Linked DNA regions of Homo sapiens: all the other regions are linked to region 1. A link is a loop called in an ENCODE intact Hi-C map of the cell type or tissue named here. Cell type or tissue: Calu3. All regions are shown on one strand.

What was found. Hi-C counts contacts between places; a loop is a spot of excess contacts. Peaks named below come from ENCODE experiments on the same cell type or tissue, not always from the same donor. Only the 100,000 strongest peaks of a DNase experiment are listed, where the experiment ranks them.
Region 2: it touches region 1 in a loop (6-fold over the local background); 13 of 110 quality-filtered maps call a loop at or near these places.
Region 3: it touches region 1 in a loop (8-fold over the local background); 4 of 110 quality-filtered maps call a loop at or near these places.

What each region holds. Positions count from the first base shown.
Region 1 is chr7:21,564,921-21,567,420 of GRCh38, reverse strand. All of the region lies in intron 6 of DNAH11 (dynein axonemal heavy chain 11), which reads right to left. All of the region lies in intron 3 of LOC105375183 (a long non-coding RNA gene), which reads left to right. Among named protein-coding and RNA genes, the nearest start is that of DNAH11, 23 kb to the right of the region's middle. In Calu3, no CTCF peak of the experiment used is centred here; a DNase peak (open chromatin) is centred at 1,130.
Region 2 is chr7:21,260,971-21,263,470 of GRCh38, reverse strand. No RefSeq gene overlaps it. Among named protein-coding and RNA genes, the nearest start is that of SP4, 170 kb to the left of the region's middle. RefSeq lists an enhancer at 1,430-2,155. In Calu3, a CTCF peak has its summit at 1,539; a DNase peak (open chromatin) is centred at 1,540.
Region 3 is chr7:21,766,241-21,768,740 of GRCh38, reverse strand. The region is part of intron 55 of DNAH11 (dynein axonemal heavy chain 11); the gene reads right to left. Among named protein-coding and RNA genes, the nearest start is that of CDCA7L, 180 kb to the left of the region's middle. In Calu3, a CTCF peak has its summit at 1,276 (motif pointing right); a DNase peak (open chromatin) is centred at 1,250.

The DNA.
Region 1 (2,500 bases):
AATGAGCTGACAGCATGTCAGCTTATGACCTCTAATATGTAACATAGGAAGGGCTTGAATTTTCACAAAAACTTTATCAATAAATTCATGAACGCAAAGAACATGTAGGTGACAAGAGGAAATACAATTATAGAAAACATAAAATGTGTAATCACACATATATCATGCAAGGTACAAATTTAAAAACATGTTACCACTAGATACCCAATAAATGACCCCAAATTTTTTTAAAGATGGCAATGCTCCAAGTTGACAGGTCATAGTGAAAGCTTTTACACATTGATAATAACAATGTAATTGATATAACCTTTTAGAAAATAATTTGAAAGTATTAAATATTGCTCAAGAGCCATGAAAAGATTGTACCCTTTGACCAACATCAGGAATTTATAGTAAGCCAATCATTCCAGTCAAAAGAGGGGATCTTTGTATAGTTTTTTTCTGCATACTGTTTACAATCAAGGAGGCTGGAAGCAACTTACATATACAGCAATAACAAAATAATCTTTCAAGAAGTTAGTACAAAATTGTATGCATGATAAAATGTATAAATATATATAAGTTTAGGAGGACAGAAAAATAAAAATGCTTTAATAATAGAGTGATAAAACTCCAGAACCATTTCCAATGTTCCAACATTATGCAATGAGAATATTTTACAATTATCGTTAGCATACCATGTATTAGGTCACATTCAGACATTAAAAAAACTTATTTTAAAATATGGAGCATGGTATAACGGGTGAGAACTCTATTACTGACTTGCTGGGTTGGAGAGTTACTTATCTTCTTAGGCTTCAGTGTTTTTTTTTTTTTCATTATAAAATGAAGCTACTAATAATACCTACGTCATAGTGTTGCTATGAGGGTGTAACTTTTGAATTTTTGTAAAGGGCTTGGAAAAGCTCCTGAACAAAATAAGTACTATATAATATTTGTTAAATAACTATATAAAAGTAGTAAAATTGGTGGCAGGGTGGTTAGTGCTTCAGGGAACCAGCTATGGACATTGGCTAATTGTTAACTTTTGACTCCTAACATGTTGGGCATATTTACCACAAAGTCTGAAATCTGCCGTTCATAGAATCAAAGGAATCGGGTCAATGAAACCTTTGGATAGAAGCCAGAACTAAGGAACAAGAGAAGCCACATTATTTTATCAGGAGCTTGGCAGACTCTGGCTGTTGAAAGACTAGAAGCCAGGGATGAGAAGTTTACAGGCTTACGGGTAACTAGGACTTAAAATAAGTCACCTATGCCAACAAATGGTCTCCTCTGTGATTCATACGTTAACAAGGATTTGCAGTGAAACAGTTTCAATTATTCTCAAAATGAGAAATAGGTCCCTAAAAAGGGGTTTGGGGGAAGTGGTGGTCGTAGTTTTTGGCCCTGCAACAGGGATTGTGGTGTTTTACATAGAGACCCGCGCCATTAGGACCCAGGGAACCTGTTTAACAAAAGGGCAAAACTGAGTTTGCCCAACAGAGTAACAGATATTGAACAAAACCAGAGGAGATGATGGTAAAATATAGCAAGGAATCGACCTGTTGTTATCTGCTACCACCAGCTGCAACTAGCCTGTAAGTCAATAGTTTGGGCAAAAGAACAGAAGGCAACTAACATTTACTGAGCCTCGATTAAACACCGAGCACTACGCTGGGCATTTCACTTAGGTTATCTTTGAATCCTCGCAATAGCCATGGACTAGGCATTATCCCCACTGATAGATGTGGGAACTGAGGAGTAATTGAACTTCCCTTAAGTGAGAAAATTAGATTTCAATCCAGGTTGGTCTAGGTCCAAAGCCTTTCCCACACACCACTCTATCTTTTCAGAATCAGAGAGGGAAGAGAGATGAAAAATATTAACAATGCAACCTCATACTCCAAAAATTCTAAGCTGCAAGTCTGCAGACCTGTTCTTTGGTCTGGCTTTCCTCCTAACTGCTCAGGGAAATTGAGCAAATAACATCATTTTTCAAGTCTTGGTTAATTCATTTGAAAAATATCTGAATTGTGTCCATTCAAATTGATAAATATTGAAAGCCTAACTCCCAATGTGACTGTATCTGGATATAGGGTCTTTAGGAGGTAACTGTGATTAAATGAGGTTGTAAAGATGGGGCCTTAATCCGACAGGACCTGTGGTCTTACAAGAGGAAGATGGCCAAGTGAGGACACAGTGAGAAGGCAGCCAGCCATCAGCAAGCCAGGAAGAGGGCCCCCACCAGAATCTGAGCACGCTGGCACCCTCATCTGAGACTTTCAGCCTCTAGAACTGTGAGAAAATAAATTTCTGATGTTTAACCTACCCAATCCATAGTACTTTGCTATGGCAGCCTGAGAAGATTAAGACTAAGTGGTTCCAAATAAGAACCACTGGATTATGTAGCATCCAAGTATCTTTTACCTCTCAAATTATGTAATACCCTCTGGTACTGTGAACATGGAAGAATCCACATTCACACAGACAGGATGAGGACACAGAGGAAGGTGGTCCT
Region 2 (2,500 bases), 300 kb after region 1:
TGGGCTTTCTAAGTATATAATTTTGTTCATGAAAAATAATGATAATTCCCCTCCTTCCAATGTTTATTCCTCTTATTTCTAATCTTATTTTGAGAACTAGCCAGAATATTCTGAAAACTGTTATTTAATATTTATGATGGGACAATCTTTTCTTTATCTTTTTGAATTTTAATGGAAACGCCTTTGGTGTTTCACCATCAGACATGATGTTGGCTCTTGGCTAAAGAGAGATATACTTATTAAGAAATTAGCCCTTTTTGGCCAAAATTTTAAAGAATTTTAAAATATTAGTCAACATTGAGTGTAGAATTTTAAGCTACTCTTTAAAGCAACCAAAATAGGTTTGAAATATATTTTAATATAACTTGAATGTGTCCAATTAAATTAAAACCCTTTTATAAGTAGTACACAGTTTAATTTTCTATAACACGTAGAAAATTTATAATAAACTGCAATGTGCAGGTACTACAGGAAGTTTTCGCTCCACTCTTTTATTTAAGCTTAAGTAATAACTCAAATTCATGCTTTTTAATATTATGCTTATTCGATTAGTTTTGAATTTCTGTCACAATTTTTTTCCCTGTATGTTACAATACATCACAGTTGATTAATGCAGAAAGCTCTGACAGATATTTTAGTGGGTTGATTTGTACCTCTTAATGTTTGAAATTTATATATTTGGTTGACAGCCTGGCTAAGGCAATAAAATACTGAGAAGTAAAAATACAAGCTCATTCTTAGTTAACATATGTTTTCTGTATCAGCATCATAAAATTCCACATTTGCAAATTTTGTTCATATGCTGAAGTTTTATTGGAAGTAAGAAACTGTTGTCATATGGATTTCTCTGAGTTAAAAAGTGAAACTCTAAAGACCTAGTTTTCTGCACAGCAGTATACAAATTCGGCTAAACAGTTTTCTTACAATTATGTAAAAATAACAAACTAGGCTTAGAGGGAAACAGACTGAAAGGAAATGTACCAAAATGTGTTTCCTTTCTCTCATGTCTCAGCCTAGGGGTACTATCCTCCCGGCAGTCTCTGTTGACGCTCTAACTGGATTGGGCGCCCCTCCTATGTGCTTCTGGCCCCTTCTTCCTCTGTCACACTGTGGTAGTGGTGCATGGCAGGCCATCTCCCCCAGGTACTGTCAGTTCTAGGAGTGAAGGGACTGCTTTGTGCATGTCCTCATCATCTGTCTATTGCTCAGTTAACATCTGCATGGGGAATAGATTCATGAATGAATGAATGTGTGGATGTTTGGGTGTTACACTATGGACATTCACAAAACATTAATAGCTCAAAATTTGTGTTTCTATTTTCCAAATTCCCTTTAACATACACATTTTACAATGTTTGGTTTTCACGTGAACGACAACGTCAAAGGCAAGCATCAGAATAGCAGAATATGTTGAAAAGAGACTTGTTTTTTTCTTTCTGAGATGCAATTTTTATCCCAGTACCACCAGCCATGAGGGTGGTATATTGAGTATTTCCTGCTTTCTGCTCTGGTGGGACCACACTGCCTGGCCCTCTTGTGGTGGGGTAGGATAAGGCCATGTTACTTGTTCTTACAAGAGAGATGTAGGAGGTAATAATAGCACATGTCACTTCCAGGTCAAAGTATTGCTGGTGTGAGCCCCTCCAGAGTTTACTTCCCCTTAGCCACAGTGACCAGAATATTCCAGATATTGCTGTCAGCCAGGTCTCAGCGTGAGAACCACATGAATGAGAGTTCCCTGTCAAATGGAGATGGATGTGTTCTGTGAGCGAGCAGTTAACCTTTGTAATGTAAAGTCACTGAGATCTGGGGAGTGCCTGTTACTGAATGATAAGTTAGCTTTTCCCAATTGGTACTGTGTGGCAAACTTTTCTTCCTTATGCCTTATTCAGAGATAGTCGCTGAGTTCTACAAACTAGTAAACTAAGCACAGAAAAATTAACTCTCTCTCTAAAGATGGAATACAGTATAAATGCTGAAAGATTAAAAAAGGAAGTACTTCTGCTTTGCAACCCCAGTACCAAGTTGGAATGCCTTGTAGGCTTATGTCCTGAGGCTTTCATTTTTCTTTCCCTCCGAGCCAGTTAGACCAACGATGTTACCTAATTGGTTAGTAATTAGATGCAGTTCTTGACTGTGACATTTGGGGTCTTTTGAACATTTTCTATTTAAGTCCAGTGGTTGCAATATCGGGAAAAAAAAAAAAAAAACAGAATGTGGCCAATCATATTACCTCAGGGTTTGTTTTTTTTTTTTAGCCCTAAATGTCAGTAGCTAGATTGATACATATCACTTTCTGAAGTACAGGCTGTAAAACTAGGAGTTATAAATGTCAGTTTTGATGTGTGTTTTAGTGGCTTCAAACATCCCCAGTGGAGGAAACAAGCAGGCTGTTACTATGGAAGTTCCTTGTATTACACAGGGACCTACCAGGACTGGCAGTAATTGGTAACACTTGGAAAATCTATGGGGAAAGCAGTTCCCAGATCACTGAAAAAAT
Region 3 (2,500 bases), 200 kb before region 1:
GGACTTTCTCGCCATCAGTTGTGGAAAACAGTAGTAAAATATGTCCTTCACAAGCTACCAAACTGCAACAATTGAAGAGGTGGTTGCATGGGGAATAACTGCTTTTCCCTGAAAAAGCTGATGATACGGAGTTTGTGTCATTACTTTTAAGTGGCACCACATAAGGACAGAGGATTTTAACTCATCGGTTGGTCAACATGCCCCCAAAGATGACCTCTTTCACCTTGCTCAGATCTACTCTACACCATCCAACAAACATCTCACTCCTTCACCAGACAGCTCACTGTTTCATTTCCATTCAGTAACTTCTCCTTTCATCTGGCTCTGCTTTCAAAGATGTCTATGATTCATTTTACCTTGAAAAGCAAAAACATCACTTGTTTTTCAACACCGCAGCTTCTCTTGATTTTTCGTTGTAGAAACCGTGTACTAATCACTAAGCTCTTCACACAGTTCTCTCTCCAACGAGCTTCTCACAGCCTTTCCAACACTGTTCCCAGGTTTACCCAGATGGCTTTTCCTTCTCTCCCTCCTTACACACCTCCTCCCATCTCCATTTCAAAATCTCCTTGGAGAGGTAGTGTGCGTTGACACAAAGTCTTCAGATAAATACTTAAGTGTCAAACTGTTTTGGTCATTATTTGTCAGCTGTCATTTAGTTCAATATTAGGCAACAGAAAAATAGCACAAACATTAATTTAGATGCAGTCAACCCGTACCCCTGGGTGCTGAGTGTGTACTGATGGAAAATTACACGCCAACACACACAAAACTGCTTGCCTTTAACGACTCCTTTCTCTGTGGCCAAAGGGGGTCACCTTGTGTAAGCACCTTACACTCAGCAAATGACGTCAATAATTAAGAAGTGCCTAAATTATGCTGATAACTTTCAGTCTTAAAAAAGGAAATTAAAACTAAGAAAGTGATCAAATTAGTGCTCATTCAAAAAACTTAAAAGCTGTTTTTGACCTCTACAGAAAAGACACCACAGGTTTTTAGAAGACCATGGACACATTGTACTCTGAATTATAATTATTGCTCCTGCGCAACAAATTAGGAAGGTGGGAAAGTTAAATAAGCAGCTTGCACTGAAATGAAATCATCTGACTCATTTGTTTTGAGGCACAATTCAGTTCAAGAGAAATGGGAAAGTGTTTTTAAAATTCCTATTTGGCACTCAGCATCCTATAGGAGGCGTTATGACACCATCAGATCCAGCTTAGCACCTGACAGGAGCCCTCTGGACTTAACACGATGCAAGTCCTGCCTCATCCAGCAGATGTCAACGGTCAACGGCATATCAAACTCCTTTAGCTGTTTTCAAAGTGGCACCCACCTGGACAGGAAAAAGCCTGCACAGAGTAGCAAAGGGAAGAAACTGTAAAAAGCACTGTGCCACATGCCAACTTAAACCATGCTACTAGCTCTAATTTCCTACCATTTGACAAAGTAACATGCAGAAACAAAGTGCTCTGGCCCCTTTCTCTTCCTTACCAAACCAGCCTGATGAAACACAAATTTGCTATCAGAAGATACATACTGACTCTCTCCCTTTAATAAAGCAGCATTTTGAACCCTTCTTGTAACTATCACAAGATAAAATGATGCCCTAGAAAATTCCAGAAATGCAGCAGACCTGGCAATCACATACGAAATTTGTGTTAATATTTATGACAATTATTTGTCACATTTAATGATTTTCCAGATGTTAGAGTACAAAATGTTTCTGGCAGACTTTAGAAGAGATCATTTCTTATTTTCATTTATTTGTGGAAACGTTTTAAGTGCAAGTGTAGAGGAGAGAAGGACAGGGGAGGTATATGAATATCCTAAGGCCTCTACCATATATATATCTTCCAAGTTAGATGTTGCTTGACGGCTCTTCCCTAGCAATCCACCACCAAATAATTAGATTAATAAACATTTCAGGAAAAGACTAAAGGAGAAGAGGTCTCCCTCCACAAAATTCTGTAGGTGTTGGTGAATACTTGCATGTGTACTTACCTCTATAGCTGCTTTTTTTTTTTTTGTAGAAGCAAAGGAAAATGATATTATGAACAATAAAGCTAGCTGCATACAAACAATTAAATATGTAAATATGACCAGATTTTTAACCATATGGCCGCTGAATGATACAATATACAACAAAATGTAAAAGGATTGCTTTGGAAAGGTGGCAGTTATGCCTTTTGGGTAACGGTGGGGCTACAATGGGTTGTACCTGTTCATGATAATCTTTCAACTAGAAACAGACATCATTCCTCACATATCTCCAGTTCTGTGTTTGCCTCTGAGAGTCACTTTCAGTGTCTGACCTATTCTAGGAACCTTTCACCTTATCACTCAATGGAATGAGAAGACAAAGCTCCCTGGGAAATGTCCACAATCACTTTTCCAAGCTATGTAATCAGAAAGGCACTAGACATGAATAAAACTTCATCTCCAGGAAATCTAAATCATAACCTCATATCTACATCCTTTTTCCCTCTGAATCTGAATG